2 separate regions of the Homo sapiens genome follow, and region 1 is linked to region 2. Evidence: chromatin contacts called from ENCODE Hi-C data. All regions are on one chromosome and are shown on one strand. Each heading gives the region's core, a stretch centred on a gene start or an enhancer-like site at or near the end of the contact. The rest is flanking DNA. Distances are from core to core; before and after follow the strand shown.

The links. A loop is a pair of places that touch in the nucleus more often than their neighbours do. Pooled maps may share reads with other maps.
Region 1: a map of CD8-positive, alpha-beta T cell shows a loop between it and region 2 (7-fold over the local background). The contact joins the promoter of OXSR1 here to the promoter of RPL14 in region 2. A Hi-C loop is called at or near these places in 3 of 168 maps with a recorded cell type or tissue (CD8-positive, alpha-beta T cell and naive thymus-derived CD4-positive, alpha-beta T cell) and 15 of 50 pooled maps.

Annotation. Positions count from the first base shown.
Region 1 is chr3:38,162,747-38,170,053 of GRCh38, forward strand. It overlaps OXSR1 (oxidative stress responsive kinase 1), which reads left to right and starts at 2,791. Exons shown (of 18, transcript NM_005109.3): 1 at 2,791-3,200. The coding sequence starts at 3,131. It overlaps LOC101928234 (a long non-coding RNA gene), which reads right to left and starts at 2,730. Exons shown (of 5, transcript XR_940733.2): 1 at 2,651-2,730; 2 at 202-251. RefSeq lists enhancers at 1,466-2,665, 1,826-1,905, 2,056-2,185, 2,456-2,555, 2,949-3,564 and silencers at 2,796-3,185, 3,236-3,285.
Region 2 is chr3:40,453,756-40,461,514 of GRCh38, forward strand. RPL14 (ribosomal protein L14) reads left to right here and starts at 3,584. Exons shown (of 6, transcript NM_001034996.3): 1 at 3,584-3,719; 2 at 4,135-4,236; 3 at 4,887-4,981; 4 at 7,652-7,751. The coding sequence starts at 3,717. RefSeq lists an enhancer at 3,383-3,677 and silencers at 3,820-3,869, 5,083-5,377.

The DNA of each region.
Region 1 (7,307 bases), core at 1,541-4,040, 2.3 Mb before region 2:
ACCTGCCTGGGCCTCCCAAAATGCTGGGATTGCAGGTTTGAGTCACCGTGCCAGGGAGAAAAAAACAAAACAAAATAAAACAAAACAAAACAAAAACAAAACTGAAGTATGTCCATGGGTCATACAACTCAACAACCCCAAGCCAAGAATTTCTGGTTTGTAGACCTTTCTATTGGTACAAACCTTGAGGCTAATTCTTACCATCAGATTTAGCTCCTTTCTGATACATTTGATCCCCATCCCTCTCCTCCCTGCAAAAAGAAAAAGGCAGAACATATGGTAAAGAAACTGTCAGTAGTAATGGCTGAAAACCACTTACAGCAAGGCCTGTGCTATGCTTTCTGGAACTGCGGCACCTTTGCTGAGCCTGGACTATTCTATCCTCTAAATGTGCACCTGTTGAAATCATGTTAACTTTGCAAGATCTGGTACAAATGCTACCTTCTTCATGAAACGTTCTCCAATCCAACCAACTAGGTGGAAACCCGCTAGTAGCTTCTAGTTGACTGGTTTCATGGTCAGTTGGACCTCCCACAGCAGAGCTCAGCGCAGAGCTTCCAGTGCTTGGCGGTGTTTTAGAACCAAACTAAGGTCTACTTGCCCAGTGCAGTGACATTAGATTGCCACACGGAGGTTTTGCTGCAGTAGAAAGGCAGGGCGCCTAGCAAGAGGGGAGAATTAGTGTAGCTCAAGCTTAATATATATATAAATATACATTATATATAATACATATTTCATAAACTTATGAAATACATACTGGGGACCTAAACTTCCTGGCGTGAGCCACCGCGCCCAGCCAAGCATTCTTAAAGATAGGGGTAATTTCGGAAAAGAAGAAGTTACAGGTAAAGTCATAAATCAATACACAGAGGTTATACATTGGTTTGACCTAAAAAGGGGGGACATCTCCAAGCAGGAGCCCACAGGTCATAGGTGGATTCAAAGATTTTCTGATTTGCGATTGATAAAAGAGGTGAAGCTTTGTCTAAAAATTTCGGATCAGTAGAAAAGAATGTTAGCTACAGCTTGTGGGCATGACCTTCTTCAGGAAGAAGAAACTTAGAGAAAAAACAAACCACCAGTCAGAGTTCAGTCCTTAGCTCCCCATTCTCTGAGGTCTATGTGCCAGCAGATCCATTTGGTGGGGGTCTGGGTTTCTAAAAAACAACTCAGGGACATGTGTTGATGTTATCTTTAGTTTTTATAGGGAACCAAACATCCAGTTATTTTAGTTTCTTTGGCTAATGTTTAAAGTTATTACTGCCCTCTTGCTTATCAAGGGGTTCATTAACTTTTCAAGGCTAGCTAAGTGCCGGGAATTTCTCTTGAAGTAACTCAAGATTTTCCTTTATTTCCATGGTTGAGGGCCTGCAGGCCCTAAAAGGGGTCCCTGCTCCGTCTCAGCTGGGCCTAGGTGAAGGTCTCTTCCTTTTTCTGAGACGGTGTCTCCGTCTGTTGCCCAGACTGGAGTGCAGTGGCATGCTCTCGGGTCACTGCAACCTTCGCCTCCTGCTTCAGCCTCCCTAGTAGCTGGGATTACAGGCGCCAGCCACCACGCCCAGCGATTTTTCTGTATTTTAGTAGAGAGGGAGTTTCACCATGTTGGTCAGGATGGTCTCGAACTCCTGACCTCAGGTGGTCCGCCCGCCTCCGCCTCCCAAAGTGTTGGGATTACAGGCGTGAGCCACCGCACCCGGCCTAAGGTCTCTTCCTTAAAGACTGCCGTTGGACTGAAAGGTGTCCAACCTAGAACAGTTTCGCACCTAGCCCTATCCCTGTTGGATGCTCATTATTTTTTAAAATCCAATTTACCAAGCGTGTTCAGTCTTCAGCTCGCTAATTTCTCTAACGGCCGTACGTAGTCAAACTGAGAAAACTGTTCAGTGGGGGCGACAAAAGCCAACGCCCGTGAGACAACCCCCAAATCCGTGGGTCGATCTCACTTGTTTAATACCCCAAGCCCTGTCCGGGGGGAAGAAAGACAACCTCCCGAGTCCCTCAAGGCAGGTGCTTATTTGAGCTTCAGATCTAAAGCTGCGAATGGACAGAACCCGCCCAGTGCAGGGTGGACCCGCGAGAGACAGCGCCGCGACAAGCGTTAGAGAGAACGTCCGCCTTGAAAAAAATGTCACCAGGCAAACTTCCAGTTTCACTCCGACCAGTGGCCCAAGGCCTTTTATCCTAGTTGGCAGTGGTCCACACCCAAAGGCTACCCCACCCAGCCGCTCCCTCAGGGTTTCTCCACACCCTGTAGAGCCTTTCGCACGTCTCGAGGGTGTGACGGTTACGCCGTGACGTCACTCCAGAGGAAGTGGTAAGACGAGCGCGGTAACGGAGCTCTTGAAGGGCTGCAGCCCTAACACGGAGAAGCGCGCTAAGAGCCTGGAGGCGGGACCAATTTATGACTGACGTCTACCCACACCCATTGCTTTTCTGATTCCTTCTCAAACAAACCAATGAATGCGACGACGGAGACAGCAGCGTGCCCCAGGCGCTAGAAGTGGCTCTGCCCCTTCTACTTTGCTGCCCTTTGGTCGCCATGCTTAGTGTGGCTACTGCCTCTGTGCTACTTGAGGCTCTCCTACGGCTTTTCGATGCCTTCGATGAACCTCTACCTAAGCACTTCTTCCCTTTCACCGCGAACTCCTACCTTCTCGGGTTTCTAGCTTGCTCACTTTACATCCAGCCACACTGGAGATGGCGGCCGGAGGCGGGCCCGAGGTGGGGCGTGACCAGCGCAGTGACGTCAGCGCGCTGCGTGTCGGCAGGTGGAGGAAGAGGGGAAAGTTTGGCCCGTGCGTGGGGCTGGGGTGGAGGGCGGGACAGAGGGGCTGGGCCCAGGCAAAGCTTCTGTCGCTGCTGCTGCGGAGGCCGAGGACAGGACGTGGGCTGGGCCGGGCAGTGCCGGACTCGGAGGAGCAGGAGGCGAGGTCCGCCGGAGCTCTGAGCCCCCGCTGCTCTGCCGCGCGGTGACCCCGCGCCCCGGCGCCGTCCGACCCGTGGCTGTTCCGAGACGATTGGTGGGGGCGCGGCGGCGGCGGCGGCGGCTGTTGGGGGTGGGGAGACGCGCGGCGAGGAGACGAGCGAGGTCAGCGAGTTTGAGGGAGGACCGCGAGCCGCTGCCGCCGTCATGTCCGAGGACTCGAGCGCCCTGCCCTGGTCCATCAACAGGGACGATTACGAGCTGCAGGAGGTGATCGGTGAGAGCAGGCGCTGCGGAGGGGGGAGGCGCGGCGCTGGGAGGCGGGGGACACGGGAACGTGGGGAGCCGCGGGAGCTCGGGGAGCGCAGCCCTCATAGGAATTCGTGGGGCGCTTGTGGGGCTGGGGGCTTGTAGGACGCTTGTGTCGAGGAGCGCGTGTGAGACGGGAAGGGGGTTTTGAGGCGCGCGCCTGTGAGGTGGCGTGGGGTGGGGTGAGGCTTGAGGGGGCTCAGGAGAGATTTGTGTACAGGATTCTCAAATGTGTGGACAGGAGCGGCCCATGTGTCTTGTAGAGAAAGAAAGTGCAGGTGTGGGACAGGCCTTTCCGAGGCTGTGTGAGAAATGGGATCTTGAAGTGGGCACAGCCATCGATTTCTGGGATTGTGGGATAGATAGGGAGCTTTAAGTTTTTCCTCCATCCGTGCTGGGGCGAACTGGGGATCCTCCAGGTGAAGCTGCAGGAACCGCGCTGAGCAACCGAGACCCAACTTACGACTCCTTCCAACTGACTTTCCAGTCGGGGAGGTAGACATTAAATAAGAAGACAAAAAGAAGTAAGAAGGGCTGGGCGTGGTGGCTCACGCCTGTAATCCCACCACTTTGGGAGGCCGAGGCGGGCGGATCACGAGGTCGGGGGTTCGAGACCAGCCTGGCCAATATGGTGAAACCCCGTCTCTACTAAAAATACAAAAATTAGTTGGGTGTGGTGGTGCGCGCCTGTAATCCCAGCTACTCGGGAGGCTGAGGCAGAAGAATCCTTGAACCCGGGAGGCGGAGCTTGCAGTGAGCTGAGATCGCGCCACTGCACTCCAGCCTGGGCGACAAACCCTGACTCTGACTCAAAAAAAAAAAAAAAAAAAAAAAAATTTGAAGAGGCTTTGGCAAGTGCCATGAAGGAGATAAACAAGATGTTCTGATAGAGAATAACCTGGAGATCTACTTAGGGTGATTTCAAGGAAAATTCTTTTTCTGAGGCGATAACATTTCAGTTGAGCCCTGAAGCATGAGAAGTGAGGATTAAGAGCCTCGGGAAGATTTTTCCTTACAGAGGGATATAGAGATGCAGTGGCCTTGAGTAAGGGAAGAGCTTGATTTGTTTTAGGACCTGAAGGAAGGCTGGCAAGGATAGAGAGGGAAGGGAGGAGCCAGATCTTAGGGATCTTCTCAGCTTTGGTACAGATTTTGGAATTTTAAGTATCACTGGAGGCCCTCAAATAGTGCCTTGACGTGATCCGATAAATTGGGCTGGTGTGTGAAAAGATTTGAAGGGGGTCCAGGAATACCAGTTGGCAGAGACCAAAACTTGCACATAGATTGTAATTCTCACAGAAGCCTAGGGATTGGGAGGAGGCTGGGGACTGGGGATGAGGGGAGTATTTGTTGGACAACAATAACCCAGTGACCTTGGAAATCAAAATGTTTAGCTATACAGGCTCAATCCAACGGACATGAGCAGACACCTGTGTATTGGAGGAAGGCGAATTATCTGCTTTGCCAGCATCCTGCCCTAAAATTAGTTTTATAACAAAGACCAACTGAAGACTTCCTAGCTGCCTTGGGGGTGTCAGTGTTTATTTCACTGTGGGTTTAAAAAGAACTTCGTGAAATAATTTTTGTTTTTACTTGCCTCTTGTTTTAAGACAATCTGGGCTTAAAGCAATATTGGTTCGTATAGGAAAAACAAAAACAAAACAAAACAACTCGGACTAAATAAAGACATCACATCTTTGCTTAAGCCACTTCATGGGCCTGTGTCCTTGCTACATATTGGGTCTTTGACATGTATTCGTTGGTTCTAAAGACAGCTAGTTCCCGGTCTGGACTGATTGCTTCTGGTTCCCCCAGTCAGAGTTTCATATTGAAGGAAAGGATTAAATGGAAGATTCCAAAATGATGTCAGAGAAGTAAAGAGGAGGTTCCCTATCATCATTTTAAAAGAAGAGTTTTTTTTTTTTTTTTCTGGTAGTGTATCCATCTTTCTAGGGTGAAGAGGATGGTTGTAGTCATTCTCAAAGCCTTTGCTGTTAAGGTGGCAGAGAATTTCAGAGTTGCAAAGGCGCTAGAGATTTCGTGATTTGTTAATTTGGTGTCCTCAGACCCATAGGATGTCTGTGAGTGGGCAAAAGGGAGTCTCTCAGTCTTCTGGATAGGGTTAGTGTTCCTCACATTCACAAAGTGGTCCATGGTTTTTAAAAGGTTAGGAACTCCAATGTGATTTGACCATCTTTCATAGATTTAAAACAACTTTACTGAGGTATAATTTAATATAAAATTCACCCATTTTAAGTGTAACATTTAGTGGTTTTTAGTAAATTCCCTGTGTCGTACAACTATCACCATAATCCAGTTTTAGAATATTTCCATCATCCCCGTGAGATCTCTTGTGCTTTCTTACGAGTTAATCCCTTTTTCCACCTCCAGCCTTAGACAACCACAAATCTACTTTTTGTCTCTATGGACTTGCCTTTTTTGGACATTTATATAAATGGGATCATATAACATGTGGTCTTTCATGTTTGGTTTCTTCCACTTAGCATAAATATTTTTTCATTTAAAAAAACAATTTTGAGATATAATTTACGTACCATAAGATTTACCTGATTAAAATGTACAATTCAATAATCTTTTAGTAAATTTACATAATTGTTCAGTCATCACCACAATCCAATTTTAGAACATTTCCATCATTCCAGAAAGATGCCTCATGTCCATTTGCAGTTACTCCCTGTTCCCACCCCCAGCCCCAGGCAATCACAAATATACTTTCTGTCTCTATAGATTTGTCCTTTCTGGACATTTTATGTAAATGTAATCATATAATATGTGGTCCTTTGTGTTTGGCTTCTTTTACTTTCCATAATGCTTTTTGAGGTTCATCCATCTGCCATGTAGTACATGGTTCCTTTTTATTGGATACCAGTTAATGGGCATTGGATTGTTTCTGCTTTTTGGCTGTTTGGAACAAGGCTGCTTTGAGTATTCACATCAAGTCACCCCATGAATATGTTTCATTTTTCTTGGATGTATACCCAGGAGTGGAATTGCTGGGTTATATCACAAATTCAACTGTTTAAGAAACTGCCAAACTGATTTTCAAAGTAACTGTACCATTTTATGTTCCTACTAGTAATTATAAGAGTTCTTGTTTCTCTAAATTTGTTGTCTTTTTGCGTGTAACCATCCTAGTGACTATGAAGTGGTATCTCATTGTGGTTTTGATTTGCATTGCCCTAATGACTAATGATGATGAACATCCTTTCATGTCCTTATTTATTAGACTTTCATGGATCTTCTTTGGTGAAATATCTATTCAAATCTTTTGTCCACTTGGACTGCCCATTGGGTTGTTTTTTTTTTTGTTTGTTTGTTTGTTTTGAGATGGAGTCTTGCTCTGTTGCCCAGGCTGGGGTGCAGTGGTGCCATCTCGGCTCACTGCAACCTCTGTCTCTTGAGTTCAAGCAACTCTCCTGCCTCAGCCTCCTGAGTAGCTGGGGTTATAGGTGCCTGCCACCATGCCCAGCTAATTTTTGTGTTTTTAGTAATGATGGGGTTTCACCATATTGGGCAGGCTGGTCTCAAACTCCTGACCTCAGGTGATCCGCCTGCTTGGCCTCCCAAAGTGCTGGGATTACAGGGGTGAGCCACTGCGCCTGGCTGTTCGTTTTTTTTTTGAGTTATAGAAGTGTGTGTATGTGTGTTTGTATGTGTATTCATTCTGGGTATGCGTCGTTCATCTGATATATGATTTAATTTAAATATTTTCCTGTCTGTAGTTTTTTTTTTCTTCTCATTTTCTTTCTTTTTTTTTGAGACAGTCTTACTCTGTCACCTAGGGTGGAGTGCAGTGTCATGATCAGGGCTCACTCCACCTCCTGGGCTCAAGTGATCCTCCCACCCCTGCCTCCCAGGTAGCTGGGACTACAGGTACATGCCACCACGTTTGGCTAATTTTTGTGTTTTTTGTAGAAACTGGGTTTCGCCACATTTCCCAGGATGGTCTCAAATTCCTGATCGCTCAAGCGATCTGCCTGCCTCAGCCTTCCAGAGTGCTAGGATTACAGGCGTGAGCCACTGCGCTTAGCCTTCTTTAATTTTATTATTATTA
Region 2 (7,759 bases), core at 2,334-4,833:
GTAAGATAGGGGATAAAAATCAACTTTAAACAGGAGTGATATAACAAGATAATGTACTTTAGAAAATAATTCTGTAACTGTAGGGGGAGTCCCAAAGTGTTTCTCAAATTGTGTTCGGGGAAGTTCAAAGTGTGTTTGAGAGCTTGTTTTTATATGCAGATTCTTGCCCCTCACCAGACCTGCAAATAAAGTTCTCTGGTTGTACAGCCAGGAAACTGCATTAAAAAAAAACTTTTTAGGTTAACATACATTTGGTGAGAAAACGCATAAACCATATGGATAGGGCTCTGAATTTTCACAAGCAAACACTTCAGCCAGGCGGGGTGGCCCGTGCCCCTAATCCCAGCTACTCGGGAGGCTTAGGCAGGAGAATGGCTTGAGGCCAGGAGTACCAGATCAGCCTGGGCAACATAGCAAGACCCGTCTCTAAAAAAATTTAAAACAAAAATAATAACACACTCCCGTAGTTAACACCAGATGAAGAAACAACATGGCCAGCAGCTCAGAAGCTCCCCTTTTCCCCTTTAGCCACTGCTGCCTGCACCAAAGGTAAATATGATCATTACTTATAAGAACTGTAGATTAGTTTTGCCTGTTTTGAATTTGATATAAATAAAAGCATACAGGATATATTGTGTCAGCTTATTTGTTAGTGTTATTTATGAAATTCATCCGCATTGTTCCATGTAGTTGCTGTAGACTCCGTTGCTATAGATTGTTATCACAATTTATCCAGTCTCTTGTTTATGGGCCTTTGGGTAATTTCCAGTTTGGAGATAGTAGCAAAAAAAATGCTAAAATGAACATTCTTCTTCATTCATATCTTTTGCTTTGTAAATTATAAAGCAAGACAACAAGACCTAAAGACTGATTCATTCACTACCTATTTATTGAGCCCCTTACCAGACTAAGGTGAGAAAATAAAACAGAAAAGACAGCAAAGGTCCTGCCCTCATGGAACTTATTCTAACTGGAACGAAACAACACCTACGTGGGCAGCAAAACAAGTCAAACAATTGCAATTGTGATAACTCTGAGGGAAACAAGGTGAGCTAGAAAAAGAAGGGTGGGGACTTAACCTTTTTTTATGTGGTAGCCTGGTTAACTCTCAGAAAAATATCTAGGAAAAAATACAAGAGATAAGTTGGCACTGCTACACGATGAGTATTAACAATGGGTAGACCATTCCTGGCAAGAGAGACACCATGTATAAAGGTCATGGAGGAGGAGAGAGCTTGGCCCATTCAAGACCAGTGTGGCTTCAACACAATGAAGGAGGGATGGCATAAGGTGTATCTGGGTATTAAAGCATATGATACAAGGCCAGAGTAAGAAGTTGAGATTTTATTCCAAATATTATGAAAAGCAATCGAACTGTTAAAAACAGGAAATAATGTGATCTGATTTACTTACTTAAAAGATCCCTCTAACTGCTGAGCAGAGAACAGATTAAAGACAGAATTTAGGAGGCTGCTAGAGCAGTCTCAGGGAAGATATGCTGGCATAGAGCTTAGAGGAAAGGCTTGAAATACATCTGGGAACTGTCATGGCAAAGATCATCACCTTAATCAAGTGATAAAAGGTAACACCTCTCTGCACTGGCCTGGGTAAAAATCTAAAGAATAAAATACCACCACAATATTGGGAACCCATGTGTGGTGGTGTATTCCTGTAGTCCCAACTATTCTGGAGGCTGAAGCAGAACTGCTTGAGCCCATGAGTTCAAGGCTGTAGCAGGCTACAATCAGACCTGTGAATAGCTACTGCACTCCAGCCTGGGCAACACAGCCAGACCCCATCTCTTCGAAAAAATGTATATGTGTGTGGCCAAGCACAGTGGCTCACGTTTGTAATCCTAGCACTTCTGGGAGGCTGAGGCAAGTGAATCACAAGGTCAGGAGTTCAAGACTAGCCTGGCCAAAATGGTGAAACCCTGTCTCTACTTAAAACACAAAAATTAGCCGGGCGTGGTGGCAGGCACCTGTAATCCCAGGTACTTGGGAGGATGAGGCAGAGAACTGCTTGAACCCGGGAGGCAGAGAACTGCTTGAACCTGGGAGGCAGAGGTGGCAGTGAGCCGAGATCGCACCACTGCACTCCAGCCTGGGTGACAGAGGGAGAGTCCATCTCAAAAAAAGAAAGAAAAAAAAAAGTGTTTGTGTGTGCGTATATATATAGAGAGAGAGAGAGTGAAGAGAGAGAGAATGTATTCTGATGTGATGCACCAAGGACATAGCATTTCTACCAAAAATTCACTATCTGAATCCAATGAGGAAAACTCCAACAAACCCATGTTACAAATTTAACAGTTAAATCTAAAACTATCAGTTAAAGACTAGAGACCTGATAAATAATTGCAATTTGTAATCCTCCATTAGATCAAGAGCCTGGAAAAACAATTTTTTTTCCCATTTGCTCCAAGGAACATAGGAGCAACAACTTATAAATTTGAATAAGGACTGAAGGTTAGATAATAGTACTATTGCAATATCAATTTCCTGATTTTGATAAGTGTACTGATGACATAAGAGAATCTCTCTGTTGTTAGGAAATACACATTTTAAGAACGTATAGATAGGCTGGGCATGGTGGCTCACGCCGGTAATCCCAACACTTTGGAAGGCCGAGACGAGAGGATCGTCTTCACTCAGAAGTTAGAGGCTGCAGGGAACCATGATCGCGCCACTGCACTCCAGCCTGAGCGACTGAGGGAGACCCTGTCTCTATAAAAGAATGTAACGCCAGGCACGGCGGCTCACGCCTGTAATCCCAGCACTTTAGGAAGCTGAGGGAGGCAGATCACGAGGTCAGGAGTTCGAGACCAGCCTGGCCAACATAGTGAAACCCTGTCTCTACTAAAAATGCAAAAAAATTAGCCGGCCATGGTGGCGCGCGCCTGTAGTCCCGGCTACTTGGGAGGCTGAGGCTGGAGAATCACTTGAACCCGGGAGGCGGAGGTTGCGGTGAGCCAAGCCCCCGCCACTGCACTCCAACCTGGGCAACAGACCGAGACTCCGTCTTTAAAAAAAAAAAAATGTAGCGATAGAAGGACATCATGTCGGCAATTTCCTTTCAAATGATATAGCACATGCAAAACGTTAACATTTGTGGAATCTAGAAGGGTTTGTGGGAATTATTTGTACTAGTTTAGCAATATTTCTGTAACTGTGAATTACTTGAAAATGAAAGGTTAACAAAGTTACTGAGATTAGGAGAGAACGTGAGGAGCGAACAGACCTAGCCATGAATAACCAACAAATAAAACTCGAGGAAATAAAAAGGAACTCAAATGGCATGCGACCAACGGAAGACATAGCTTCTGTACTCTTAACCCTAAATTACTAAGCGATGACCCTCCTGCAGCTTTCTAATCCAAATCACCAAAAACAATCTCGCCGCCCAACTTTGCCAAAAAGCAACTTAACGCCAGCCGACTCCGCCATGTTTTCCCAGTGAGCTTGCGAGCGCGTGCGTACGCACGCACGCACGCACGCACCAACCAATCGGTGCTCACGTCGGTGACTCGTTACCGCAGGGGCGGTGCGTTCTTCTACACATGCGCAGGGTTGGGCGGGTCTTCTTCCTTCTCGCCTAACGCCGCCAACATGGTGAGTCTTACTGTTGCGGGCTCCGGGGCCGTCGACCATGCCGCTCGACCTCCACCTCCGCTGGGAAGCTGAGGCGCCAAACGGCTCCCAGAGGGTCCCGGGAAGCGCATGGTGAGGGTCCCCGGGCCGGCTGTGCAGCGGAATCGGGCCCTTCCCGGACTCGCGCCCTTCCCGGACTCGCCGCTGGCGAGCGCGTGGAGGGCCCGGCAGGCCTGGCGCGCCTTGGGCCACGCGTGCGCGCCTCCGCCGCTGGAGCTGGATGGCTGATGCGGCTCGTGGTCCGAGAGCCTTGTCCTGCCGTGTGGGCCTTGCGGACCTGGGAGCTGGCGGGCGTTGGGAACCGGGCTTAAGCTACTGAGGCGTTTGCTGATTTCGTCCATCCAGGTTGGCGCCTGGCTCTCGGGCGTTTGTTCCCTGCAGCATTCTTTTTCGCTGAATTTAACCATGTTGTCTTTAGCTGCAGAAGGTGACATATGTAGCGAGTATTTCTAAGTAAGTTTCACTGTCCTTTCTCCTCCAATTTTAGGTGTTCAGGCGCTTCGTGGAGGTTGGCCGGGTGGCCTATGTCTCCTTTGGACCTCATGCCGGAAAATTGGTCGCGATTGTAGATGTTATTGATCAGAACAGGGTAAGTGTCACAACTTTTTACTAAACATGGCAGTGGACATGTGCCCTGCAGATGGCAATAATGAATTGTCTCGATGGCTGTGTAAGATGAGGATGCTATGGGTAGTCGCTTTATTTTACCATTGAGGAAACAGGTAATGGTACGGGTTTTAAGCACAGCCTGAAGTTAGCTATTAGTATTGAATTTCAGTATTAGCCACTTAAGCTAGAGCCAGTTATAGGCTGAAACGTTGGTTAGTTTTAAATGAGTTACTATACGTAAAGTGAGTTTAGAACAGATCCAGCACGTAGAAAGCACTTTTGTATTTACTGCTGTGTATTTGAAACAAGCAAACTAAGGAGTTGACCACTGACTATAAATCAGCAGGGATCAGAGTCCTAAAGTTGCCTGTAAATTACATGTGGTTGGTTTCTATGGGGTACTATATAGTTTAAGAAGGAGCATTTAATGATGTGGAGAAATGTTTGTGTTGAGCAAAAGACATACATATATATAACCCAGATAGGACAATCCTTGTCTTTTCTGAGCAATTTATTAAAATAGTAGTGTGGGTTTGATGGCCCTGAACGGATAAGTAATGTTACAGAACCATCTGACCATTTTAATTGCTGTTAGATTTTGCACTGAAGTTCTTGATGTTTGTGTTCTAGGCTTTGGTCGATGGACCTTGCACTCAAGTGAGGAGACAGGCCATGCCTTTCAAGTGCATGCAGCTCACTGATTTCATCCTCAAGTTTCCGCACAGGTAACTGTCCACTAATCACTCCTCCCTCCCATCCCCAGATTTGTTTATGCTAGTAAAAGTTTGTTTTGGAGTAAACAATACGGAAGATTCAGAGCCATCCTGAAGAGGGATTTGCATCATAGAAGTAGACAGGGATTATTTACTTTTAAAATGTCTTGCCTGCGCGTGATAGCTCATGCCTGTAATCCCAGTACTTTGGGAGGCCACGGTGGGAGGGTCTCTTGAGCCCAAGTTTCAAGACCAGCATGGGCAACATGGCGAAAACCCCCATCTCTACAAAAAATAAAAAAAAAATTCGTTGGGCATGGTGGCACGCGCCTGTAATCCCAGGTAGGGGGGCCTTGGGGGTGCTGAGTTGGGAGGATCGTTTTAGCGAGGTCGAGGCTGCAGAGAGCCGTGATCATGCCACTGCACTCCAGCCTGGATGACAGAGTGAGACCCTGTCTCAAAAATAAATAAATAAAATAAATGCCTTGAGGTCACTTTTCTATCCTGGTAGTTTAGGGCTTTGCCTTTGTTTAGATTTGCCATCTTCTTTTCTTCTGGTTTCTGCCAAATTTTTAGCTTAAAGTAAACAACAATACTAAGTCTTGTGTTTATTGCTACTAGCTATCATTAGATAAGCTCTCAGTGTGTGTCAGTTACACAGTATTTAATATAAGAGGTTTTATCCCTAGCTTACATTTAAGTGAGGCAGTGAATAGCAGTTCTTTTTTGACATGAAAATTAAAACACTTTAGTGTGTTGCTATACAGTTAATTCAACCCACAATGATGGTTGCAGTGGAACATGTAATTTTGCATGCTTTAAAAAATAGTCAAAAACTTGCTGTATGTTGGCCGGGCGCGGTGGCTCACGCCTATAATCCCAGCACTTTGGAAGGCCGAGGCGGGTGGATCACGAGGTCAGGAGATGGAGACCGTCCTGGCTAACACGGTGAAACCCCGTCTCTACTAAAAATACAAAAAAAAAATATTCCGGGCATGGTGGCGGACACCTGTAGTCCCAGCTACTTCAGAGGCTGAGGCAGGAGAATGGCGTGAGCCCGGGAGGCGGAGCTTGCAGTGAGCCGAGATCGCAACACTGCACTCCAGCCTGGGTGACAGAGCGAGACTCCGTTTCAAAAAAAAAAAAAAAAAAAAAACTTACTGTATGCTGAGCACTACAGGCACTGTGGGACGTGTATTAACACATAATGGATTTTGAAGTACTGGTAGTTGAAAACATGCCACTTGAACAACCTCGAGTGAACATAGCCATGCTGCTACTACTGTGACATACCAATTAGGGGTGAAGCTTGAGGATACTTGTCAAAGTTCAAAGCAGTAGAAAATACTTGGTAACTTAGATTTTTCACTAGGTACTCTTGTAATTCTGCCTTGGATCCCTGGACACCCTGGATTTTATTTTTAGGATGTTTGGCCACAAATTGTTACTGTAAATTTTTTTTTAAAAAAAAGCCTAACAGTTAATATTAATTACCTTGTTTGTTACGAGAATGAATGGCTCGGATGTGTGCAGTGGCTCATACCTGTAATCTCAGCACTCTGGGAGGCCAAGGCAGGTAGATAACTTGAGGTCAGGAATTTGAGACCAGCCTAGCCAACCCCGTCTCCACTAAAAGTCCAAAAATTAGCCCAGTGTGGTAGTGTACTCCTGTAGCCCCAGCTATTTGGGTGGATGGAACAGAAGAATTGCTAGAACCTAGGAAGCAGAGGTCACAGTGAGCCAACGTTGCGCCAGTGCATTCTCCATCCTGGGTTACAGAGCAAGACCCTGTCTCAAAAAAAGAAAAAAAAAAAGAATGGTTTTCAACACGTCCACTGCCCGAGTGGAATTATATATAGTCAGAGGTGGGTTTTTTGTGTTTTTTTTGAGGGTTTTTTTTTTCTTTTGACACGGAGTCTCACTTTGTCACCCAGGCTAGAGTGCAGTGACGCAATCTTGACTCACTGCAACCTCAGGCTCCCAAGTAGCTGGGATTATAGGCACCTGCAACCACGCCCAGCTAATTTTTGTGTTTTTAGTAGAGATGGGGTTTCACTATGTTGGCCAACCTGGTCTTGAACTCCTGACCTCAGGTGATCCACCCATCTTGACCTCCCAAAGTGCTGGGATTACAGGTGTGAGCCACTGCGCCTGGTCAAGAGGTAGTTTTTAAATTCATAAAATGGGCTGGGCTGGGTGCAGTGGCTCATACCTGTAATCCCAGCACTTCAGGAGGCCAAGGTGGAGGGTTGCTTGAGCCCAGGAGTTGGAGACCAGCCTGGGCAACGTAGCAAGACCCTGTCTCTACAAAAAATATAAAAATTAGCTGGGTGTGCTGGTATGCACCTGTAGTCCCAGCTACTTGGGAGGCTGAGGCAGGAGGATGGCTTGAGCCTAGAAGGTTGAGGCTACAGTGAGCCATGATCATACTATTGCATTCCAGCCTGGGTGGCAAGCAAGATCCTCTCTCAAAAAAAAAAAGGGACTGGATTACAGTTTTGATTAAAATATGCTTGAAGTTAATAACCTATTCTGGCTTACTGAACACAAAAATAAGTAAAATACATAGTGTACCAGGTGTTGTGTAACAGGAAGAGTGCTTTTCAAGGAACAAAGAAAGTGTCTTTGATAATGAGTGACTTCAAAGCTGATTTCTTAATCTGTGGTCTTGGCTCGTTCTAGTGCCCACCAGAAGTATGTCCGACAAGCCTGGCAGAAGGCAGACATCAATACAAAATGGGCAGCCACACGATGGGCCAAGAAGATTGAAGCCAGAGAAAGGGTAATAAC